Linked DNA regions of Mus musculus: regions 1 and 3 are each linked to region 2. The links are chromatin loops, found by intact Hi-C in ENCODE. Cell type or tissue: left cerebral cortex. All regions are shown on one strand.

Evidence for each region. Hi-C counts contacts between places; a loop is a spot of excess contacts. Peaks named below come from ENCODE experiments on the same cell type or tissue, not always from the same donor. Only the 100,000 strongest peaks of a DNase experiment are listed, where the experiment ranks them.
Region 1: it touches region 2 in a loop (2.3-fold over the local background); 3 of 42 quality-filtered maps call a loop at or near these places.
Region 3: it touches region 2 in a loop (2.4-fold over the local background); 8 of 42 quality-filtered maps call a loop at or near these places.

The regions. Positions count from the first base shown.
Region 1 is chr11:95,955,043-95,963,042 of GRCm38, reverse strand. Igf2bp1 (insulin-like growth factor 2 mRNA binding protein 1) reads left to right here. Exons shown (of 15, transcript NM_009951.4): 15 at 1-5,880. Among named protein-coding and RNA genes, the nearest start is that of Mir3063, 4.3 kb to the left of the region's middle. In left cerebral cortex, CTCF peaks have their summits at 3,702 (motif pointing right) and 5,422; no DNase peak of the experiment used is centred here; H3K4me3 peaks cover 222 bases.
Region 2 is chr11:95,681,467-95,689,466 of GRCm38, reverse strand. It overlaps Gm29873 (a long non-coding RNA gene), which reads left to right and starts at 2,195. Exons shown (of 3, transcript XR_388979.4): 1 at 2,195-2,279; 2 at 3,155-3,264; 3 at 5,351-6,823. In left cerebral cortex, CTCF peaks have their summits at 438, 2,005 (motif pointing left) and 3,253 (motif pointing left); DNase peaks (open chromatin) are centred at 278, 834, 2,008 and 3,262; H3K27ac peaks cover 746 bases.
Region 3 is chr11:95,849,152-95,857,151 of GRCm38, reverse strand. It overlaps Gm38959 (a long non-coding RNA gene), which reads left to right. Exons shown (of 3, transcript XR_880173.3): 2 at 927-1,021; 3 at 1,933-2,165. Among named protein-coding and RNA genes, the nearest start is that of Gm38959, 5.3 kb to the left of the region's middle. In left cerebral cortex, a CTCF peak has its summit at 3,237 (motif pointing right); a DNase peak (open chromatin) is centred at 3,238.

The DNA.
Region 1 (8,000 bases), 270 kb before region 2:
AGTAACTTACCTCTTCCTGGATCCATTCACACTGTTTCAGCCTTGTTGTGCTGGGGTGGGGGAGGGGCGGGAGGAGGGCTAGAACACAGCTTTGTTTACAATATTAACTCTGGAGAGCCCTATCCTGGATAGTCTAATTCTGATTTTTCCTTAACCAACCATTAGGAACAGCAAGATATAAAGGAGAGAGTTAATAATTACAGTATGTACCGATCCACGTTTAAAAGGAGTCCTTGGGCTAAGGATAGAGCTCGCCGGGCACAGTGCTTGCCCGGCACGGACGAGGCCCTGGCTTCTATCCTTGGCATCACAAAAAGAAAAAGAAAAAAAAAAGCATGCCTTATGGCTGAGCTCTTGCAGATCTTGAAAAATTGGCACAGCAGAAATTCCTCCTGGCCGGCCAGCTGGGGCTTCCCCACCTCACTTATGCCCCTGTAACCCTGGGAGTCCTGCACGGTGCCCTGGTACAGGGGAGTGGTGCTGCGTGCTTCAGGGTAGGGCTGACCACGGTCCCTGATTCCCACCATTCTCTCTCAGGCGGATTTTATATATTTTTTAAAGTCTATTTTAATGATGGGATATATGAGCTCTGGGAAGGGGGTGTGAGCTCCCTTTGGTAAAGTCTCGGTTCTGTGGAGGAGTTGAGTGGCCCAAAGGTGCTCTCGCTCCACCCGCGTGCTTTGACAAGGGCTGAGGCAGCTGTTGCGGTGTGTGTGTCCCCACCACGGCACTGTTCCCTTGTGGTGGTCGGACTACAACCCAACCCTGAGCTCCTGATAAAGCTTAAAATTTAGTCCATCATCTGGCAAACTTAGTAAATTGGAGAATGTCGCTTCTGTTTTTATCTAGAGGAGTATTTAACTGACTGCTTATGCCTCCGTGAATGTCATTGTTATTATGAAAGGTGTGCCTGAAAACAAACCAGAGTACCAGCCGCATTATGCACAGAGGGGTGAGCACACTTAATTTATTAATTTACCAGGCTCACTGAGATCCTGTTGGAAGTTAACCCTTGTGGAGGGCAGCGGCCATCAGTTAAGTGAGGCTCAGCCTCCCTCCCGATCCTGTACTGACTGTAATGCATATTAGCCAGGTGATGCACTTTAGCTACCCTGGACAATGCTGTCAAGTGTGCTGGGAAGAAAGGAAGGCCTCTCTGCCTGTGCTCGGGGTCCCCGCTTCCTGATATTGCAAGGACAACAGTGACAAAGCTACCGTGACGTGTGGGCGGAGTCAGGCAGTGCTGTGCGAAGTAAACTACCTCAAGGTGTGAAGTTACCTCAGCAATGGTTTTCCTTTTGTTCCCTAAATCCTGGTTTTTAATTTTCTTTCTTTTTTTTAATTTTTTTTTTTTTTTTTTTGCGGCTTGCTGATATTTTATATAAAAAAAAAGAAAAGCGAAGCAAAAGAGAAGCTGATAGTCTTGAATATTTTATTTTTTTAATGAAAAGAAAAAATGAGAAAGTTATGTTTCATAATTTCTTAAAACATGAGCCAGTAACTCTTTTGGGGCTCTGTGGAGAAAAGGCCCTGTGGGGGAAAGGTGGGGGTTGGGGCCTGGATCCAGGGGAGGAGGCCATGGTGAAGTGGAAAACTCCAAGGAGCCCAGGTCCTCCCTGGGTTCTAGACTCTGACCTTGAAGTAGGATTTAAGATCTAGCAGAGCTTTAGCCCTTGGGGGTCAAACTGTGGGCACCCCTCCTCCCCTCTGGTGAGACAGTACCTTAGCCGGCTCTTCCCACCAGCGGTGCTGTTATTTTATGATATTGCCTCCGTTTTATCGAGGAAAGAAATAATAACTAAAAAATAATACTGTTTTAAAAGAAACCTGTATTTCTTTAAAAATATGGGAGCCAAGACTCCGTTTATGGGAAAGACAAGGCCACTCTGTTCCCATCGGGCCACCTGGTTTGTCATTACAGTGCTTTTCCTGATGATTTTTTGGTTATTGTTTCATTCCCACCCCACCTTGTTCTTGTCTGTGTCATTCTGCATAGACCACAAGGCCAGCGGACCCTCCATAACTGCCCTCCCCGTCTCCCTGCCTCCTTAGGTTGATCTGCTTCATTCTAAAAGTGGACCTGTTAGGGCATTCTTGGTTTTAGAGTGGTGGGTAGCCAAGAGGAGGAAGAGGAAATGCTGAGTGTGGTTGGGACAGGGTCTTACCACTTGGTCCCCATCACAGCCACGGTCTCTCATAGGCTCCAGACCATTTAGTCCAAAGAGAGAAACAGTCTTTAGGATGTAACAGGCCAGTAGAATTAAGCTTCCCACCTGGCTCTATGTGCTTTGTTCCCATTCAAAGCAGACAATGTTCAGACATCGGCCATTTAGTGATTTCAAGTGGATTTCTTGCAGCAAGCATGCTTTGATACCTGGTTCAAGTGACCATGGGGGGATCCCATAGTACCTGGAATGAGATTGCTGGAGCGTCTGTTCCTTGGGGACCTGCCCCCTTCACACCTTAAGTCCAAGTCCTTCCCTTTAGCTGATTGAGCTCCCAGAAGAGATCAGAACATGTGTGACAAGGGACCTGAAAACTTACATGGACTAGGCAAGGTTCCACTCATGGCTGGATTTGCCCAGCAGCAAGATTGTGAAAGTTGGCTTCCTAATGAAAGTAAGAATATGGACTAGGGGCAGAGGTCAGCAGGAAGGGAGAGCCTGGCTTATTTGGGTTGTCTGGTGACTCAAAGGCCAGATCTTAGGGCAGCTCCTTACCCTGCTTGTCACCTCTTTTTTTTTTTTTTTCCAAACCCTGTCCTAGGTAAGATGGCAAATTATTACAAAAAGCACTTGGGATATTTGGACAGTTGAGAAAAGCAACCTTTAGAAGAAACTGCTTCTGTGCTCAGAGGTCTATGTATAGAGGTGTGTGTGTGTGCACTACACACGTAGTTTTATGAATGAAAGGATCATCTCTTGGGTCTATTTTTTAAATTCTTGGAAACACATAAAAAGCCAAATGGTTTGACTCACTGACTGACTTTGAAGCTGCATCTGCCGCTTACACCGCAGTGGCTTTAACCCCCTCTGGGGTCTGGTTGCCTTTTGCAGTTTGTGGACTTAGTTGCTGGAAGGAGGTCTAGGTACGAGGGAAGTCGTGTGGCCTTTGACTCTTTCCGGTCCTTTCTGTCTTTCATTTCCCTAAACTCTCCGCTTTTGGGGAAAACTCCTGCCTCGCTATTGGCTGGAGACACCATGTCAAAACCCCGAGGATGCTGGGACAGGATGTTCCAGTTGGTTCTGTATGTCCGTTTTCCTTTGTGCCAAAGACAGACAGACAGACAGAGGCTGAGAGGCTGTTTCTAAGACAAAGCAGTGGCCGGCCATCTTTCTACATCTCCTAGGCCTGTCTGTGAGGGGGAGGGTCCTGGAGACTACACTAAAGACAAGCACCACTCTTGTTAAGTTCCTGGGGGATTGGGGTGTGGTGCTTGCCCAGGGCTAGGGAGCAGGGAAAAGGGGGTCCTGTTGCACTTTGGGGAAGGAGGGACTCTTGGGCTCCCTGTGGGACTGCTCTCCTCCCCTGTCCCCACTGCAGAGATGGCACCGTGGAGTTCCCTTCAGGCCTGGCAGACTGGCAGTGAGGAGGGGCCTCAGTTAGCTCTCAAGGGTGCCTTCCCCTCCTCCCTTCCCAGACACCCTCTGCCAAACTGGGAACCAGCAGTGCTATTAACTACCTCAGCCCCAGAGGGCGCCAAGCCTAACTGAGCCCCAGGAGGAGCTGTCGATTTAGGCAACTCTTCTCCCCCTCTCTCGGGACGAGGTCGCCTTTCCTTGTCCTAAGTGCTCCTGGGGGAGATCCTAGTGGCTTTGCCATTCAGACCACACAACTGTTTTTGCCTGTTTGTTGAAAACCAATAGAAGGAGACCAGCTTGGCAGGACATTGCAGGAAGAGACCCCCTCATCAATGCCAGGGGATGTAAAAGCCATTTTCCTTCCAGATACTCAATGGTTTAGGTGCAGAATGTTGTTCTTGTATTCAGACATACATAGAGTAATACCAGCTGAAACATGGTGTTTCTTTCCTTTGGATACATCTCAGTGAGGGTTCAAGATCCGGGACAGGCCACATGCTTCATGGTCTAGAGGCTAGGCCAAAGCCTCAACCCTGCACGGCCTGATGTGGTATCATTACGGATGCCCTCAAATGGGTGACTATGGACTGACAAAAGAAGAGAATTTGTTTTTCTTAAATAGCAGGATGCTCCTGGAGCGTGTGTTTTTCATAATCACAGATGATGAATACTACGAGTATAAATGGATGAACTACCTCAGTCCTCACAGTAAGATTGGAGATGAGGGCAGGGACTCATGCCTCGGGGATGAATCCCAGCCAGGAGAGAGTTTTGGCTTATGCCACACTAGGTTTGTCATGGGGATCGGGCAGGCTTGCCCGGGTCCCCACTCACATTGGTCGGGTTGGCAGGGTTCCGTCATCTCGTGTCCCCTCCCCCCCACCCCATCCCCTTTTCTGCTCTCCTCCCCCACTCTCTCATCCCTTCACTCCAGCTCCTCCCCCTCTCTCTCAGAGCTTAAGCTTAAGCTTGATGTGAGGAAAGGAATGGGCTCCTTCCCTAGAGAGCTGGATGGAGGGTGGTTCTGGGTCCGGCCTGGAATCCCCTAGTCAGCTCCTAACTTGGGAACCGGGGCCTCTTCAACAGGGTTTCTTCAAGATCCTCTGCCTCCACTGAGTCCCCTCGGGAGGTGTGTGTGTGTATGGGGGGAGGGGGCGCGCTCTGAGATAGAGCAGGATCCTTCTGCCCTGGGGCCTGGTCCAGTCTACCAGGCTCGCTCAGGCCACCTTTGTAGTTGACCACCGCCAGGTGCCCTAGCCCTCCCCACCCCTAAATGACCTCCTTATAGAAGCCTGTTTCACTTTTGGTTTTAATCTACCTCTTAGCAAAACAATATAGAGAAATTTAGGTAGTGGCAACTCCACTTGCTTAGGTTAGGCGGGGGAAAGATTTCTTTTTCCAAAGGAAAAACTATTACCTTAAAAATACTTTCCAAAAAATCTTAAAAAAAAAAAAAATAAAAACCAAAAAAAATTTTTTTTTCTTTTAAGGGAGGGAGACAATTTCCAGTAACCATGGGATTAATTTCCTACACTCTTTTCCCCCATACATATGGTTTCCTCTTTGGCAGTTGTCACATGTCACGTAATGATACGGCTTTCCCAGTGATCTCCTTGTCTGGTCACATCCCCACCCCAAGGAGTGCCAGTGAGACTCACCTGTGCTTCCTGTCACAGCTCTGGCCAGGTGACCTGGACATCTCAAACAGGAGCACTGGGCAGGGGTGCTTCTGGACTCGTTAGGGAACCTCATGTGACCACAGTTTTATGTGAACCACTGCTTATAAGCTCATTGGAAATGAATTTAAGCAGATTATAAATTTGCATGATGAATAAATACCTTTTACCACCATTTGGAGTCTCCCTTCTCTTCAGAAATCGTGATTCTGTTCTCCGAAACCAGAGTTGAATGAGAAGAGCCCACTCTGGCAGAATGGGTTGATAGGCAGTCCGAGGACACGGCTTCCGGGGAGGGCTTTATTTTTCTGAGTGGATGTCTGGGAGGCATTGGGGGGCTGCTGCTTGTGACTGTTAGACTCTGTAATTGCGATAACTTTGGGATTGTATTTTACCAGAACTCTGCCGGCCATCCTGACCCTGAATTTGATTGTGCCTTCCTCCCTCCCTTCTCTGTTCTTGAAGCTGGGGGAGGGGCAGCGGGCTCGGACTTGGCTAGTTTGTTTATTGAATGGATGAACGAACACTCCCGGGGGTCCCTTCCGGGGGAAAGCTGTTTCAGCCACAAAGCAATCTCATTCCACTGTTTTCAGCCTCAAAATAAAAGGAAACTTATATTGAAAGCTGAGTGTGTCTGTGCTTCTGGGAGTTGGGGAGCTTGGGTGCTCGGGATGAGGGGAGGGCTTTGCTAGGAAAAGAGTCCCAGAGAGTTGCCAGGGAGAGCAGGGAGATTGGCCTGACCCCCTCTAGGCTGGGCTGGGATAGGATGCTCAGAGCCAGGTTGCCTCTGCTCTCCCTGTCATGAGGTGCAGCTCTGCTCTGCCAGGCCTTTGCATTGATAGACCTAGAACACTGGGTTACAATACTAAGTTGTTTTGTCATCTATTACAGGAATAAAAGTAGCTAATATAGTAAGAGGTAACTTTCAAACTCAGCTTTTTTCCCATTTGGTTTTTGATGTACATTCTCACTGTGTAGCCCAGCCTGGCCAGTCGGAGCAAACCCACCCGGCAGCCATTTCCCTTGTGTTTCAAACCTGGTCTGCAATGTTGTGCCTTTGAAGGGTTTCCCCTGCTCTCCTGTCTTAGTGGCTCCTCCTCTTTGTTCTTACCACAGTTTCTTGTTTGGCAAACTCCAACAAAAATATTGCCATTTATAGCATAGAGCGCCAAGTCTGTTTTTACTGCCTGGGCTATAGTTTCTGGGCTCAACCATCATTGGCCACATGAAAATTCAGTGGTTTTTCAACCCTTAGCTGTGAGGGCCTTGAGGCCACCAAAGGGGAGTTGGCTTGACTTAGATGTGGGAACCATTGATTTGTCCTGGAAGGTAGGTGAGCTTTTTCTGGATTCCTCTTCGAGGTCTACTGATCAACTTCCTGTTCCAGCACGATGCTTTCTGGCGCGTTTGTGACCAGTTCTTCTGCAAAGGGCAGAATGAGACCATTCATAATTACCCATTACTGGACTGTAAGGACTGTCACCCGGCCATTCTGGCCCCTTTGCTAGTCTCATTGAATAGTCAAGTTGGCCTTGAATTTTATAGATCCAGCTACCTCTGCCTCTCAAGTGCTGGATTACAGATGTTCCCCCACCCACATCTGGCTCTCACTCCACACCTGGGCTGGCCTCAGACTAAATCACCTGCTCTTACTTAGTCTTCACTGTTGGCATTTTGAGTACATAATAGCACACCTGGCGAGGATTTGGCTTCTAAAGTTTGAGTTAAATCCTAAGCTTAAAAAGTGAGAAATGGCCAGGCATGGTGGCCTTTTGATCCTATCCCTTGGGAGGCAGATGGCAGAGTGTGAAGACAGCCTGGTCTACACAGAAATTTTTTTTTTTTTTTTTTTTTTATATGTAAGTACACTGTAGCTGTCTTCAGATACTCCAGAAGAGGGCGTCAGATCTTGTTACGGATGGTTGTGAGCCACCATGTGGTTGCTGGGATTTGAACTCCGGACCTTCGGAAGAGCAGTCGGGTGCTCTTACCCACTGAGCCATCTCACCAGCCCTACACAGAAACTCTTGAACTACAAAGTGAGAGATGCTCTGGAGGGCAGTTGTCATCTGAGATCCTGGCAGGAAGAGCTAACACACAAGTTGTCAATTTGTGGACCTCGACCCCGGGATTGGTCAAACTACCCTTTCCCAGGGGTTGCCTAAGACCATCAGAAAATACAGAGTTGCTTTAGGATTCATAACAGTAGGAAAATTAAAAAAAAAAAAAAGATTGCAAAAGCCGGGTGTTGGCCGGTGTGGTGGTGCACACCTTTAATCCCAGCACTCGGGAGGCAGAGGCAGGCGGATTTCTGAGTTCGAGGCCAGCCTGGTCTACAGAGTGAGTTCCAGGACGGCCATGGCTATACAGAGAAACCCTGTCTCCAAACAAAAAAACAGTAGGAAAATTACAGCTGTGAAGTAGCAACAAAAATAAGTTTATTGGATGTAGTCTCCTGCCGGGGAATCGAGATGCAGAACTCTCAGGCTCCTTGTCCAGAACTGTGTCTGCCTGAACACCCTCATGGCCTGCCATGATAACGGATGGAACCTCAGCCCCAATGAAATGTTTTCCTTATAAGAAAAGGAAAGTTATGGCCGGGGTCCCCACAACCTGAGGAACTGTACTAAAGGGCCACAGCATTGGGAGCTTGAGAACCAGACAGATATGAACTGATGTGGATGCGGAGAACTGAAGTTGGGGCTTCTGGGAAAATACAGGCTCTTAACCTCTTAGCCATCTT
Region 2 (8,000 bases):
GAGTTACAGAGGGTTCTTATCCAACACGTGGGCACGGGGAATGGAACCAGAGTTCCCCAGAAGAGCAGCAAGAGCTTTCAACTGGAAGCCATCTCTCAGCCCCTCTGGCAGTATTTGTAATAACCTGAGTTCCTTTTGAATGTACCCTGTCTCTCTGTCTGACGCCTTAGGGACTGTTCAGTTAGGCAGCCTCTCTCCCACGTGCACCAGTGGCATGCAGGACTTGTTGACTGCACCAAATATATCTGTAGTCCTCATCTCCAGCCTCCACCCTGGCCACACCACAGTTTCACACTCTTGGAACTGTCCCCACCACTCCCTCTGCGTCAGCCGCCCCACGGTCTCATGCAGCAGTGCTTTCCTGCCGCATCGGGAGCCAGTTCTGCTTGGTGCCCCCTTTTGAGACTGCTTGTATAGTCTGTGAGCATGAACTGGGCATCCCAGTGAACAGGGAGAGCTGTGTGGGGCAGACACTGAGAGAGGCACAAGAAAATATGTCAGTGCTGCCTCTAGGGACAGCACGTTCTTGTGACTGTCCCCTAAAGAGCTGCTTCATGAAAGTTCAGAGGTGTTTCATGTCAGAGTGTTGGAGGCTAAGGGGACCCAGGCAGGGTTGCGTTTATCAGAAAAGCCTTCCCACTGGGGGAGATAGCAGCTAGACTTTCATTGTCAGGAAGTCTGGCCAACCTGGGCCAACGGGTCCATGAAGTAGGGAGCCCTTCCTGGCAGTGGGACCAAAATCCCTTATGATCTCTAGCAGGAAGTTGTTTTCTGAATCCTGGCTGCTCCTTCCCCTCTGGGCTAACAAGCTGATAAAGACTTGCGGCCAGCCTCAGCAAAGAGGAAGTGGACTGGCTTCCTGTTTGTTTGTGACTCTCAGAGCCGCATGGCACAGCGCGTACAGCAAGCAGTCAAACAGAACAATCTGGTCTTGAGGAGTCTGAGTCCTGAGGAGTGGGTTTGCTGTGGAGCACACTTTCCACGGTTGGGAGTCGGGTTCCATTCCAGAGCAATGGGTACTCGGGAGAGCAGGCCCCAAGCAGCTAAGCCCGCAGATCTGGAAAGAGAGGCAGCAACTTCCCCAAAGAAGCCAAAGGCATAGATTCTCAATGCTAAGTCCCTGGGAATGCTAAGGGCCCAGAGCAACTGTCCTCCTTAAGACAGAGGTCTTTTCTGGGTACAATCGGTTACTGTGCTAAAACCAAGCGCAGGGACCTCTGGGGGTCCTCTGAAGAAGCAGACAACAAGGGTTAAGATTTGTCGGCAGTCGTAAAAGCCAATTAGAGGCAACACAGCAAAAGCAAAAGCAAAAACTCTTCATGAATCCACATGAAGGAAAAGAGAACCTGGGATTGATTCTGCAGCTCTATAGAAGCCCTCGAGACAGGGTTCCTCTGTGTAGTCCCAGCTGTCCTGGAACTCACTCTGTAGACCAGGCTGGCCTCAAACTCAGAAATCCGCCTGCCTCTGCCTCCCTATGCTGAGATTAAAGACTGCACCACCACTGCCCTGTGAGAGCTGGCTCTTGAAAGTCCTCACAAGGGTGCTGTGCCACACACAACCCCCCCCACACACACCAGTGTAATGCAAATAGCATAGAAGGATCATAAAAGTGAAATACTCTTGACCATTTCTCCCTCATGGGTCCTTCCTCCCCAAATAACTTGTTTGATTTCTTAAATTTCCCTCTCTGACCAAACGAAACCAAAAAAAACAACAACAACAACAACAACACAAAACATTCAGTAGTGCACATAACTCTTAGCCTCTATGTGTCTTTTTGTAATTATTTGCAGAAAACAGTTCATATTTAGAGCACCTGATTATCCTTCTCCTCAAAACAAATATTCATTATTATTTATGTATGTATATGTATAATATTACCTGAGGGCAAAGAGACATTAGTCTATTTTCTTTTTTTACATTTCTCTGTGTCTTTGACAATCAAGAGGTCCTAAGTCCGGAGGTGGCTCCCAACCATCTGTAAAGGGATCCGATGCCCTCTTCTGGCGTGTGAAGACGTGCAGAGAGGGGCTGGGGCCAGGGTTCCCTGAGGCTCTGGCAGGGAGGAGGAGAGGCCGATGCTTCCCTTTCAGATCCGAACACACTAGAAACAGTGCCGAGGATCCACATTCTGCCTTGTGGATCCCTGTGACAAGTCTGAAGGCTCCAGCCACCCCCTTTCCGTTTCTTCCCTATTTCACTGCCTCGTGGTTTAATTTTCAGCCTGAACCAGATAATGAAGAGCAGAGAGCTGAAGGAAAAGAAGAAGAAAATCGGTAATGTAAAGTTTTTTAATAAAATGGCCCAGCTCACCCTTCATGCGGGGATAAATTTTATTTATTTTATGTATGTGTGTGTGGGGGTTTGGCTGTTGCTGTTTGATTCTGCACATATATCTGTGCACCACTGTGTGTGCCTGGTGCCTGGGGTGGAGAAAAGGGCATCTGATTCTCTGGGACTAGAGTTACAGATGGACGTGAGCCACCTTGTGGGGCTGGGAATCAAACCTGGACTCTTTGGAAGAGAAGCCAGTGCCCTTAACTGCTAGGCTACCTCTCCAAGCCCCTGGATGGAGCCTTTGGACAAAGGACCTGTGTCCTATCTGCATTTTTATCCCCTGAGGCATCTGACCTAGGACTGCACATACTTGCTGGATGAATGGATTAAACAAAACTCAAGTGTAACATTTGCCTTTTCAGGCCTGTCCACTCATTAAAAACACCTTCAAGTCTGCAGGTCAAGCCTCCCTGAACACTTGACCTATCAGATTTCATGATGGATCCTCCTTCCGCTCCCAAGTATTTTGGGAAACTGCAAGGGAATCTTTGGGGGTTTCAGAAAGAAAATCCGATGTCCCTTCTGTGTCCTATAAATTTATTAACAACTGGATAAGCCCCGCCCCCCCGAAACTGACCTCAGGCCACTAAAACCTGCGCATTCAGCACCCTGAAAGCCTCACTGGTCTAAGACACACAACAGGTGAGACCAGAGCCTGCCTAGAGGTTCTGGTTTCCCCTGGTAAAACATGGATAACACCAGTTTGGCCTGTGGTTAGAACTTGTTAGTATATTTACAACCACAGATGCCAAGGGGTTCTCTATCAGGAACTCAATATTCAGAGGGTCACCTTAACCTATTTGCTTATCTTCAGTGTTGGCCAGGCCAGAACAGATGGATCTTTTTCTGAACAAGTTGTTCATGTCACCCAGACTGGAACTCTCGATGGCAATCAGGCTGCTGCCACCTGGTGGAGAAAAGCAGGTATAGTCACGCCTGGCTCAGGGTTTGGCCCCTATGAGTGAATAACTCCTGAGAATAAACCACTGGATTCCAAGCCTGCCCATCACAGAGCCTTCCCACAAACCACAGCAGTGTCTAAGGCCTCCGTGGGAGGTGGAAACATCCCTCAGCACTCTGATAGCGAGAGCTTCCCTGCCTCGCAGCTCATCCTGCAACAGCACTGTCATACGGAGATGTTAACCAACTTTTTGTTGCTGCGAAACGTTACCTGAGGAAAATCAGCTTAAAGGAAGAAAGGTTTAGTCGGGTTCACGATTTCTGAGGCCTCAGTCCATGGTCAGAAACATCACTACAGAGGGAGCATGTGGAGGGTCACTGCTTGCCTCGTACCGGCTGGGGGCGTTGGGGGTGCAGAGAATGAGAGGAGGGGCAAAGGCCACATGGCCACGCTGAGTGACTTCCTCCAACGAGGCCTCCCAATGTCATTAACTTGGGAATCCATCAATGGATCAATCCTGTGTGTGTGTGCATGTATATAAAGTGTGCATTTATCAGCCTACATGCAGAGACTAAAGGGGGATGTCTAAGTCCAGTCTCCTACTCTATTACTCTGAGTTTCCATAAAGTGGGATGTTTCACTGAACCTGGAGCTTGTGAATTCTTTTCTGACTAGGCTGGTGGCCCACAAGCCCAGCAATCCTTCTGTCTTCATCCAAGCCCACACTGGGGTTACAGGCACTAAAAACCATGCCTGCCTTTTTTATATGGGTGCTGGGCATGTGAACTCAAGCTTTGATGCTTATGTAGAGAGTATTGTTATCCACTCTTCCTGGCTCATGATTAGGTCAGAGCCCCCATGATCCACCCAGTTTCCCCAAATCATACCACGGGGCATTGCATTAGAAACTAAGCCTTTAATCCTTTTGTATCCAAATGACAAGAGTCATAGCCTCAGGGGGGTTGCTGTTGTTGAAACTGAAGTTGTTTTTTATTGTGAGTTACTGCAGGTGGGACCCCCCCCCCCCCGGAGTTTGTGCATGCTAGACACGTGTTCTCCCCTTGAGCTACATCCCCAGCTCTCTCAGTTTTGTTTTTATGTATTAATTAAAACAAACAAGCAACCCAGGGGCTGGAGAGATGACTCAGTGGTTAAGAACACTGGCTGTTCTTCCAGAGGTCCTAGATTCAATTCCCAGTACCCACATGGTGGCTCACAACTGTCTGTAACTTCAGTTCCAGGGGATCCAACACCCACACACAGATAGGCAGGCAAAACACCAGTGCACATAAATGCACATAAAGAAAACATTAAAAAGTGTAAACACATATTTAAAAAAACAAACAAACCCAGAGTGTAGAATTTATGTAACTGATAAGAGTTCTCTCAAGAGCCAGAATTCAAACCCAGATCTCTCTGGTTCTACAACTTTCCCTCTACTTTGAGTCACCGTTGAGTGAGCCCATGGGAAGTCCCACCCAGTGGCCATCTTCATCCTGGCAGTGAGCACTGCTGAGTTCACTGGCAGGAGGGGCTTTCAAAGGAGAAGGTGGTGTTTGGCTTCCTGACTAGTCTAGTCTAGCTGGTAACAAAACTACTGGTGAGAGGCATGAAGAAGAGGCTGTAAGGCACCTGTGAGTGCAAAGAAAGGATCTCCAAGCTGAGTGTCAACACTGGAACTGAGAGCTGAGCAGGAGCCTCAGGACAGCACTACAGAGTGTGGAGACCTGGGCCTACCTGATCCTGTGGGACGCCCAGCAGGACTCCTGGCCCTCCACACCTAAAGGAAGAAGCATTCCCAAGGAGCTGAAAACTCCCCGCTGTTCCCTGCTGTCTGGGATGTTAGTGGAGTACCATTAAATAGGAAAGGAGCCTGGAGGAAAGACGCGCTAAAGAGGACCTTGACAAAGTCAGAGGTGGTGGCTCAGGGTAAGGGGACAATCCCTCAAACTGGAAAAGGTCAGGTTTGGCACAATCTACCACAAAGAGCTTCTGCAGGTTCTCTTTGAGTCTCTGACTGTCGAGGATTGACATGACCTAAGCTAGAAGCCATGATTTTGGGGGGTCAAGAGGGCTCATCACTTTCCTTGTCTCTTCTTGCATTGACAGGATGGTCCAGCAGCAAATACCTCCCAGAGGACAAAGCCAGGAAAGTAGAGGTGTTTGACATCTAGACCTCCTCAGATCCGTTGGCGACTATGGCGTTCCTCTTCCTTCCAAAGCCCCATTTGCTCCCCCATTCTCCTTCTGTGCCTTGGACATGTGTGTAAGTCAGTGAACAAGTGTGCAAACAGGTGGTATGGTGTATGCCACACGTAAGAGCCTCAGTGTGACTACTCCTCAGACCACTGCGGCCTTGGACACAATACACTGTATCTAATAACTCTCCCTGGGGCCCAAGGCCTCCAGATTCCAGAGGTCTTCCCTTTGAGACGATCCGATCTCCCAAGTCAGGGGTCAGCCATGTTTCCTAGTCCCTAGGGAGGGATAGTGTTTTAGGTTCTGTGGGCCACCACTGGGCTCTGCTGCAACCTTCGATGCTGTGGCTGGAGCACTCAGGAGCACAGATAAGGAGGGAGGGATAACCCCCAAGAATTGAAGGGGTACTGTTAGCAGATATCCTGCCTAACTGAGAGACCACAAAATCTGTGTGCTTCCAGTACTTGGGACATAGACTGCAGAAGGATGATGTCATAGCCATCCTCAGCTACATAATAAGTTGGAGGCCAGCCTGGGATACATGAGACCTTGCCTCAAAACAAAACCACACTCACCCAGAGCTAGAGCCTTAGCTCCCAGCTTGGTCTTCTAACTCAGCACCATGAGCTCGGTTCCTTTTTCCATTTACTTGACCAACACGGATTCCCATAAGAACAAAGGGACAAGAAGAGGGAGGGTTTCCTGGCCTAAGCTATGGCAGAGGAGAGAATACACATACGTATGTTCACAAACATGTACACCAAACTGCACTCCAGTGCAGAATGCCAAGCGCCTCCCAGGAATGTGGATGCATGTTGCTCAGACCAGGAAGAGACAGTGGGGATAGGGGACAAGGGACCATGTGTTGCCCAAGAGAAGCAAACGAATCAAGACTCAAAGGTCAGGGCACCTGGAGCTGTGGGTGTTGGGAAGGGCAGGCTGTCCAATAGGAGGGGAGAAGAGCTGTAGCACAGGTATGGGGGGAGGGGCAAATGAAGGTGAGGATCAGTGTTTTCAGGGGAGGTGCTACTGATGAAACAAGCCTTGTCCCACAGCCACCTCCTTACCCAGGTTACTTCCCACAGGGCTGGTGGCTTCACCCAAAATTGATGGCAGATGGCAAAGGTCCCGGGGAGGTCCTAACTACACAACTCCCCTTGCAGGTGCTGGGAGGCCTCATTAGAATAGCATGGCATCTACAAAGCAGACATGGTGGCACATCGTGCCTGTGACTTAGCACTCAGGCCAGAGAAAGGAGAAAGAGGAGATCCGGGCTAGCCTATGCTACATGGGAGACTGCCTCTAATCAAAGATTAAAAAATAACAAATGTCATTCACCACTATTTGACAAATGGTCCATCGTCTTCCTCATTTTTTGAAGAAACCCACATAGAAGTGACTAGAACCCTGCCCCACCATTGTGAAGTGATCAAGTTCTCAGAAGTGAGAAAGATGGCAGCAAGCCTTTGAGGTTTCTGTTCCTCCCTCATCCAGGTCCACATCTTAGCATGTAAGCCTTTGAGCCCGAACAAGGAAACCATTCATCCCTGTGGAGCCAACAGGGAGGAAGCCACTTCCTGTTCTCTCCCTGGCCAGGCAAGGCCAGGCCATGGCTCTCCATCCCAGGCGGGTAGAATGGCGTTGATAAAGGCCCATTGTGATAGTCTCACAAACCCAGAGGCCATCAGAGGGGCTGAGAAGCCACTTAACAGCTCTTGAACATTTGTGAAAAGATTTATTCTGCGGAAGTGAAGGCAGAGAGAGGCCCCAAGGTTGCTACCGGGATATACCTCTGCCATCTGTGATAGGGAGGCCGACAGCGAAGCCAGCAAGGGCCTAGCCAGCCCATCACCCCATGGGCTGCCCTGAAGCAGGAGGGATCCAGTCACCAACAGGCAGCTTTACAGTCCGGACTCCCAGACACCTGGAAACGAAACCCAATCTCCTGCCAAATGCAGGAAACACAAGGGTCCTTAAAAGGGCCTGAGGGAGAGAGGGGAGCCTCCTGCCTCCTCCTCCCAAGGGTGTCCAAAGTAATAAATGGCAGGAAAAGGGGATGGCTGGAGAGTGGATGGTGGTCTGGAACTTATTAGAAATTAGGTTCTTTCTGCTGCAGTCTTCAGTGTGCCTGAGTCAGGCACCTCATCATTTGCAGGCCTCCCCGGTCTTATAAGCAAATGTATAAGTAAGAAGAGATAGGAGGCCTGGGAGTGTGAGGACACCCAGTTTCGGTGTTGGCTTGGAGGGGACCTTCCCCTTCTTGGGAGGTGAGAGACTAGAGCCTGCGTAGGTCTGGTGAAAGGTGAAAGGTGTACAAATGTTGGGAGATCCCCTCCTTTAGCTCCACCCCAAATCTGTCCTGCTGATCAGCCTGGCCCTGCGGGAGAGGAACTGCAGGGTCCCGGTTAGACAGGGCCTTCGTGCCTTCCTAAGGGTCCCTGTGAGGTCAGGCGGGGAGAGGAGAAAGTGCTTGCTTCCGCCTTGTTCCTAAGTAAGGTAAGAGGTCAGTCCTGGTCATTTCTCAGTCCCAGGTCAGCTCTCACTCCACGATCTAAATGAA
Region 3 (8,000 bases), 170 kb before region 2:
AGGTCACACCCACCCGATGACAATGCTAAGTGTCTCCAAGAACATGGGATAAGGTGGGCAGGCAGGAGCATAGGTTAGCAGTAGAACACACATAGAGGTGAACACACACATGGGCCCTGGCCTGACACCTGCACATACATGGGTCCATTCACGTAGGCACAGATGTGTAAATAAGACAAAACCGACAGGTACTGCTCAGCATCATGGGACATCCCTGTATACCAATACCCGGTGTTGGAGTCGGGAAAAACCAAAACAACGCAAGCAGTCACAAAAGTCCAGCAAAGCAAGATCTTTATTGGAATTAGGCAACAAAAATCTGGCCAGTCAGGGACAGCAGCACATACTCAGACTGTCCAGGCTCAAAAAATAAGAGCCTTGGCTGTTCTTCCAGAGGACCTGGGTTTGATTCCCAGGACCTCCATGGTGCTCACAACTGTTCACAACTCCAGTTCCAGGGAACCAATGCTGTCTTCTCAGGCACTGCTTGCATACACATGGTAAACACACACACGCACACACACACACACACACACACACTCGCCAAAACACTCATACCCTTAAAAATAAGTCGCTCATTTGGTAGAGTGCTTGCTTAGCATGCAGAAAATCCCATGTTCATTCCCAGAGCATCTTTAGGAGGTGAAGGCAGGACAAAGATGTGTTCAAGGTCATCCTCAACTCTAATAGGGAGTTAAAAGCTGGCCTGGGATACAGCAGAGGCTGTCTCAAAAAATTGCAGCACTTGGGAGTCAAAGGCAGGCAAGATCTCTGTGAATCTGAGGGCTGCCTAGTCTACACAGTGAGTTCCAGAACATCCCAACTGTGCTGAAAGACCCTGTCTTCAAAATAAATAAGTAACAAAATAGTTAAAAGACTTTGTCTAAAACAAAACCGATCCAGCAATATGGTTTTGCTTTTACTAGACATATGGATGTATTTACAAGGCCAGGTGAAGTCTAGGTGTCATACAAAGACCTGGATAACAATCCATCCTCCTCAGTTGGCAAGATGCAGCCAGGTAAGCAATTTGAATGTATTAAGCCTCTTTGGTAAAAGAATAAACATGAGCCGGGCATGGTGGTGCACGCCTTTAATCCCAGCACTTGGGAGGCAGAGGCAGACGGATTTCTGAGTTCGAGGCCAGCCTGGTCTACAAAGTGAGTGCCAGGACAGCCAGGGCTACACAGAGAAAACCTGTCTCGAAAAACCAAAAAAAAAAAAAAAAGAATAACCATGGTGCCTTTGCCTGCCAGTGTTTCGAGAATTAGTAAAACACACAGAAAAGCCCTAGCTAGGTGTATTGTCACAACACGCAGAAAGGCCCTAGCTAGGTGTATTGTCACAGGCCTGTAATCCCTGTACTTGGAAGGTAGGATCAGCAGGCTCAGCAATGCAAGGTCATCGTCAGCTACACAGCAAGAGTGAGGACAGGGTGAGATTCTGTCAGAGAAAGAGGCTGGGAAGATGGCTGAGTGGGTGAAGTCACTTACCCCACACAAGCCTGGTGGCCTGCAAGCTGTATAGAGAGGAAAGACAGAGGTGGCTCCCAAAGGCTGTCCTCTAACCTCCACGCACACACATGACACACATTCACCTCGTCCCAACTCGACAGGCACACGAAGACACACACGTAATGTGAGAGAAGACAGAAACTTCTATCCATGTCTGAACCAGTCTGTGCTACGTCCAATAATGGTGACTTCTCGAAAGACAACCAAGATAGTGAAATTCTAGAAGCGCAAATACTAGAAAGAAGAAACAGTAATGCAATGGCGGGGAAAACTTAGAAAGCACAGACGGCTATTTAATGTATTTGCTTATGCGTTCGCAGTCTAGGTTGCGACAGAGGCAATGGGAACTCAGGGGTGGAAGTTCGAGGGGCAATTAGGAAGAGCACTCTGATGATTTTGCTGTTCATCAATGGTACAGCCCTGAGCGATGGAGCTTCTGGTGCCTAGAAATCTCCCGGAGAACTCGAAGACCCTGTCTGCTGTGGCGTCAGAGGTTTCTGCGCGTGGGAGGAGCCTGGGCACCACACATGGCATCTCAGGCCTTCTCAGCTTCCATTGGCAGGGAATCATCAGCTCCGGCTCAGAGCTTTCCTGGCCAAAGCTGTGGGAAGCCACATGTGCCGTTGCATAGTGGCACTGACTACTGCTGGCCACCACGCATAAGTTTGGACAAACAATCAATGTGTACAAATGCAGTAAAGTTTTTTGCAAACACTGCCTGGCCCGGGCATGATAATGAGGCTTTGGGAGTATAACCAATCAGATGTGAGACATGCAAATGAGGTATGATAATGAGGCTTTGTGAGGTACAGAGAGAGAGAGTAGCCAATCAGATGAGGAACATGCAAATGAGGCGTAGTGCATAACCAATCCGGGTGTGAGACACGCCTCTCCTAGGCCTATATAAGCAGCACCAGTTCTGGGCTCAGGGTCTTTTCGCCTCTGCAATCAAGCTCTCCCAATAAACGTGCAGAAGGATCCTGTTGCAGTGTAGTTCTTGCTGGTCGAGTCTGGCGCGCAAGACAAAGCTTTCAAATCAGTTTTCCAGGGGTTTCCTCCCTTTTGTTTTTGTTGGTTTGTTTGTTTTGTTTAGTCATTGGCCAACACGAACACACACACACACACTGAAATATAAGTTAAGAAACATGATCTGGGCTGGAAGCATGGTTCAGTGGTTAAGAGCATAAGAACACCCATTCCTCTTGCAGGAGCTCTGGGTTCGATTCTCAGCACCCACATGGTAGATCATGACCATCTGTAACTTCAGTTCCTGGAGGATCCAATGTCCTCTTCTGACTACCTTGGTACATGGATGGTGGTGGCACACCCCTTTGATCCCAGCACTTGGGAGGCAAAGGCAAGTATATCTCTGAGCTCAAGTCTAGTCTGATCTATAGAGTGAGTTCCAGGACATCCAGGGCTATACAGAGAAACCCTGTCTCCAAAAGCCAAAAACAAACAAACAAACAAACAAACAAAAACAAAACAAAACAAAAACCCACTAGTATTTCCCATTATCCCTCTGTTCTTTTTCAGGCTCCAGGTTCTCTGGTCCCATTTTCCCCTCTTCCTAGCCCCTGTAGCTTTGGGAGAAAGCCTCTCTTTTCTCACAACAGTCTGAGAAGTCCTTCCTCATGGTTTTCTTCCCAAGAATGGACATTGACTCATTTCCAGGAATGCACTAGAGGATCCCGCTGTAGCATGAGGTCCCAGTCTGAGTCACCAGCAGAGGGCAGCGCACTGGCACCAGCAAAGTTGCATTTAGATACTACCTTCCCGAAGCTGTCCCTTCCTTGTCTTGATTTCCACTTGCAGATAAGATAATGTATGTGCCCCACTTATCACACAGTCTAGCATGCTCGTAGTCTGTGAATTGCAGAACACAGACTCCTTTCATACCTGTTGGCCAGCAACTTTAAGGTCAATGAGGTTAAAGCAAGCCTTGACCTCTGCGCTCAATGAGTCTGAGATCCTTAAAAGAAAAAAGAAATTGGAGCTAGAGAGGCAACTGAGTGGCTAAGAGAGCTTGCTGCTCTGGCAGAGGACCCAGGTTCGATTCCCAGCATCCACATGGCAGGTTACAACTTCAGTTCCAGAGAATCCAATGCCCTCTTCTGGCTTCCATAGGCAACAGACATGTACACAGTGCATATAAGCAGAACACTTATACATGCAAAATTAAAAAGAAAAAATCCGTATTATTATTCTGTGGGGGATGATCTGTGCACAGCTTGCAGACGTGTGTGTGCATGGAATGGACGCTAGGTCAGAGGACAACTTTCAGGAGTCAGCTCTCTCCTACTGTGAATTCTTGGGCTTGAACTTGGGTAACCAGGCCTGTGTAGCAACGACTTTTATTTGTTGAGCCATCTCATCTTGATGAAAATATTAAAATTGAATCCCCTAATCCCAACCCCTGGAAGGCTGAGGCAGGAGGACATAGAGGCCAGTTTAGACTGTATAGCAAGTTGCAGGCCAACCTGGGATAAGTACTGAACACCTGTCTCAAAGCCAAAGCAAGGTGGGCATAGTAGTCCATGCCTTTAATCCCAGTTCTTGGAAGGCAGAGGCAGGTGGATCTCTGAGTTCCAGGCTAACCTAGTCTACAAAGCAAGGTCCGTGACAGCCAGGGCTATACAGAGAAACCTTGTCTAGCAACAAAAACAAACAACAAAAAAAGCCAAAACAACCAAGAAAGGCTTTAAATGAAGACCAACTTCTATAGAGAGAATGAACTAGAGACAGGGAAAGCCCTGAGCAGAAGGGGAGCCTCCAGGTAAGGGTCTTTAACTAAGGCTGTGGCAGAGGGAGGCAATAAAGTCTATGCAGATGAGTGTTTGAGAGCTTTAAAGCCATGGAGAATTAGTGTCGCTAGGAATTAGCACATCCCACAGTGGGTACAAGCCTATAATCTCAGTACTTGAGGAGCTGAGAGGGGAAGACCAATGTGATCACATCTAAGGCCATTCTCCACTACTTAGCATGTTAGAAGCTCACCCTGTCTCATTAGACCCCCTCTCGAAAAGAAAACAAGCATTTGAAACTTGAAGATGGCTTAGCCCAATATGACTTGAACAGGACTTGGAGACGCTGAAGAGCACGCCTCCTTCCTGGCTGAGGATCCTGGTCTCTGCTGGGCAGTCTCCACTTCTCTGACCCAACCACTCTCAGTACCCTTCACTGCCCTTCCTCCTCGGGCTGCCCTGAATTGCTGGGGTTCCTCCAAGCTGTGTCTGGCCGCCTTCTTTCAACCGTGCACAGCCCTCCCAAGCAATCTCAGTCACTCTTGGAAGATCAGCTGCCATTTGTCAGTGATTGGGATGGAGTAGGGCACAGAGATTAAGAGGAAGAGTGTAGGGGAATCTCTGGGAGAGTGTGTGGGAAGATTTTGGGGCAGGAGTTTGGGGGTGGATGAAGGGGTGGTTTGAGTGGGTTGGGTGAGTTGGAGAGCAGGGTGGGTTGGGGGTGCATGGCGGGTGGGGGATGGGAGGTGGAGAGGAGGGTGGCAGAGGATATCTGTACCTGTGGCATCACTGCTCACTCATCATCCAAGAAGGGAGCATCCTGGGTGCTTTCCTCTGTCTGTCCTTTCCTCTATTCCCTACCCCCACACCATTCTTTCTTCTAACCACATCTGGAAGGATGGCTGAATTATACTGCTGCTCTCAGGGTGGCCCTGAAAGTCCTTTCCACTTCCTTGGAAGTTTTAAGGGTTCTGGCCAGGTGGTCAAAGTCATGGAGCATGACTAAGGAGCTGAAGACAAAGAGATGTAGGCAGATGTTGAGACTAGACACTTAGGGGGGGCAGGTGAATCCAGAGACTGAAAACAGTAGGCAGTTCTCTAGTGACAGGTCACAGAGAGAACTGCAGATTGTCCCTACTGAAGTAGGCAGTGACTTGGGAGTTAGTGTTGCATTCTCCAATATCTGTGAACCATGGAGTATCTTCTAGACAGCCGAAATGTCTTAGACCATGTTGTCTTTAACCAAAAAAAACTTCGCAGAAAAAAAAAAAGACAGAAAAAGGAAGGCAATAGACTCAAGACAAATCCTAGAGCAGAAAAATCACAAGAGTGAAAACCTGGAGAAATCCAAAGTCTTGAGTTTAATAAATAGTGTTGTACTGATGCTAATGTCTTGCTTTTGTCTGTTCATTGTGTGTGTGTGTGTGTGTGTGTGTGTGTGTGTGTGTGTGTGTGTGTGTATCCATCCACTCATGTGCACACACTCAATAGCTCAGGCCCTCTCTGTGATGTCAGAGCAAACTCTCAAGGTTTGATCCTCTTCTTCTACCTTGTGGAGATCCCACTGAGGCTGCCAACCTTGGCAGCAGCCATCTTTTCTCAGTGACATATTTCTCCAGCCCCACTGTTGCTTGCTCCTTTGAGGCAGTGTCTCATTGTGCAGCCCTGGCTGGCCCGAAACTCACAATGTAGAACTTTCTGGCATCATGCTTGTTGGTAATTCTCCTGCCTCTTTTACCCACGTGATTGGGGTTTCAGGCTTGCACCACCATGCCCATTTCTTAATTTCTTTATTTTAATAAAGGTCATGGTCATACAAGAGGTTACCATTGGGCAGCTTGGGAAAGGGCATAGGGGAATTGTTTTATTTTGCAATTCTGCAATTTTTCTGTAAATCTAAAAATAGCTCAAAATAAAACCACTGAGCAGGGTAGGGACTGGGTGGAATGGAGCAGTGGGGGAAGTTTCAGTCAGGATGTCTTAAAAACAAGACAAGCTAGGCAGTGGTGGCACACACCTTTAATCCTAGCACTTGGGAGGCAGAGGCAGGTGAATTTCTGAGTTTGAGGCCAGCCTGGTCTACAGAGTGAGTTCCAGGACAGCCAGGGCTATACAGAGAAACCTTGCCTTGAAAAACCAAAAACCAACCAACCAACCAACCAAACAAACAAACAAACAAACAAAAACAAAAACAAACCAAAAAAAGACAAAACAAAAAACTAAATAAAACAAAACAAACAAATAAATAAAACCACAGAACGAAAAAATTCAAAAAGCCAAGAAGCTAATGGTGGTAGGGTTTGATGGCCTCGTGGTGTGTGATCAGAATCTGCCAGGAGTGGCTTTTGTAGTGTGGCGGGCAGATTTGGGAAAGACCCAGTGTAGTGTCCCAGCCTTGCTGGGTGACACCACTGTGCCCAGGCTGGGTGCCGTTGGAAGAACCGCCTGGTGTGCTCTGAGGAACCAATGGTACCCACCTCTCAGGGTTCAAACCCTCAGAGATGGAATTTACAAATGTTTATTACTCTGCCCAGCTTCCTGCCTTTCTCTCTCTCTCTCTCTCTCTGTGTCTTTGAGACAGGTTCTCAGTATAACACCCTGGTTGTCCTGAAACTCAATATGTAGGCCAGACTGGCCTTCAAAGTTACAGAGATCCCCCTGCTTCTGCCTCCTTAGTGCTGGAATCAAAGGTGTGTGCCAACATGCTGCCACAGGCCGCCTGCCTTTTTTAAAAACGTGTCTTTGTACTTGCAAGGACAAGCACTTACTGACAAGCCATCTCACCATCCCCTGCTTCTGTCCTTTTAACCTACTCGAATGAGGCTTGGGCACAAGAGGAAAGACACAGCGCCACAATTCCATTAAGAGGAAGATGTGCTCTGTGCTCAATTAGCTGGCATTGTTTATGGTGCTAGGGAAACAGAAGTTGTGTGTACACTTGTATAGTGTGTACACTTTAGTCAATTCCACATTCAAGAAGCTGGGGCAGGAGGATCTGGTGGTTAAGCGTAGCCTGAGCTACTGTGCTGGCTGGTTTTGTGTCAACTTGACACAAGCTGGAGTTATCACAGAGAAAAGAGCCTCCCTTGAGGAAATGCCTCCATGAGATCCAGATGTAAGGCATTTTCTCAATTAGTGATCAAGGGTGGGAGGGCCCATTGTGGGTGGTGCCATCCCTGGGCTGGTTCTAGGTTCTATAAGAAAGCAAGTTGAGGCTGGGTGTGGTGGCACACACCTTTAGTCTCAGCACTTGGGAGGCAAAGGCAGGCAAATTTCTGAGTTCGGGGCCAGCCTGGTGTACAGAGTGAGTTCCAGGACAGCCAGGGCTACACAGAGAAACCCTGTCTCCAAAAAAACCAAAACAAACCAAAACCAAAACAAAACAAAAAATAACTGGCTGCTCTCCAGAGAACTTCCGAGTCTTCCCAGGATGAAGCATCCAGCTTTGTGGACCAAGTAGCTACAATGTTACCAGCCTCTCTAGCATACAGATGGACACTTTTGGAATTCCCAGCCCTTATTCTATAAGCAAGCTAACAAATTCCCTTTGTACACAATCTATTAGATCAGTCCCTTTAGCTCACTCTCACTAACACAGCTGTCATTCATGAATATATGCTTTCCTCTCCACCAATCAGATGTCAAGATCTGTAAACTTTACTTCCCAAGGAAACTCTTCAAGCCGTCCCGGAAACTACCTACGGCCTTTGCTGTTTATCTTGTGTCTCCCCCAAGAACTATC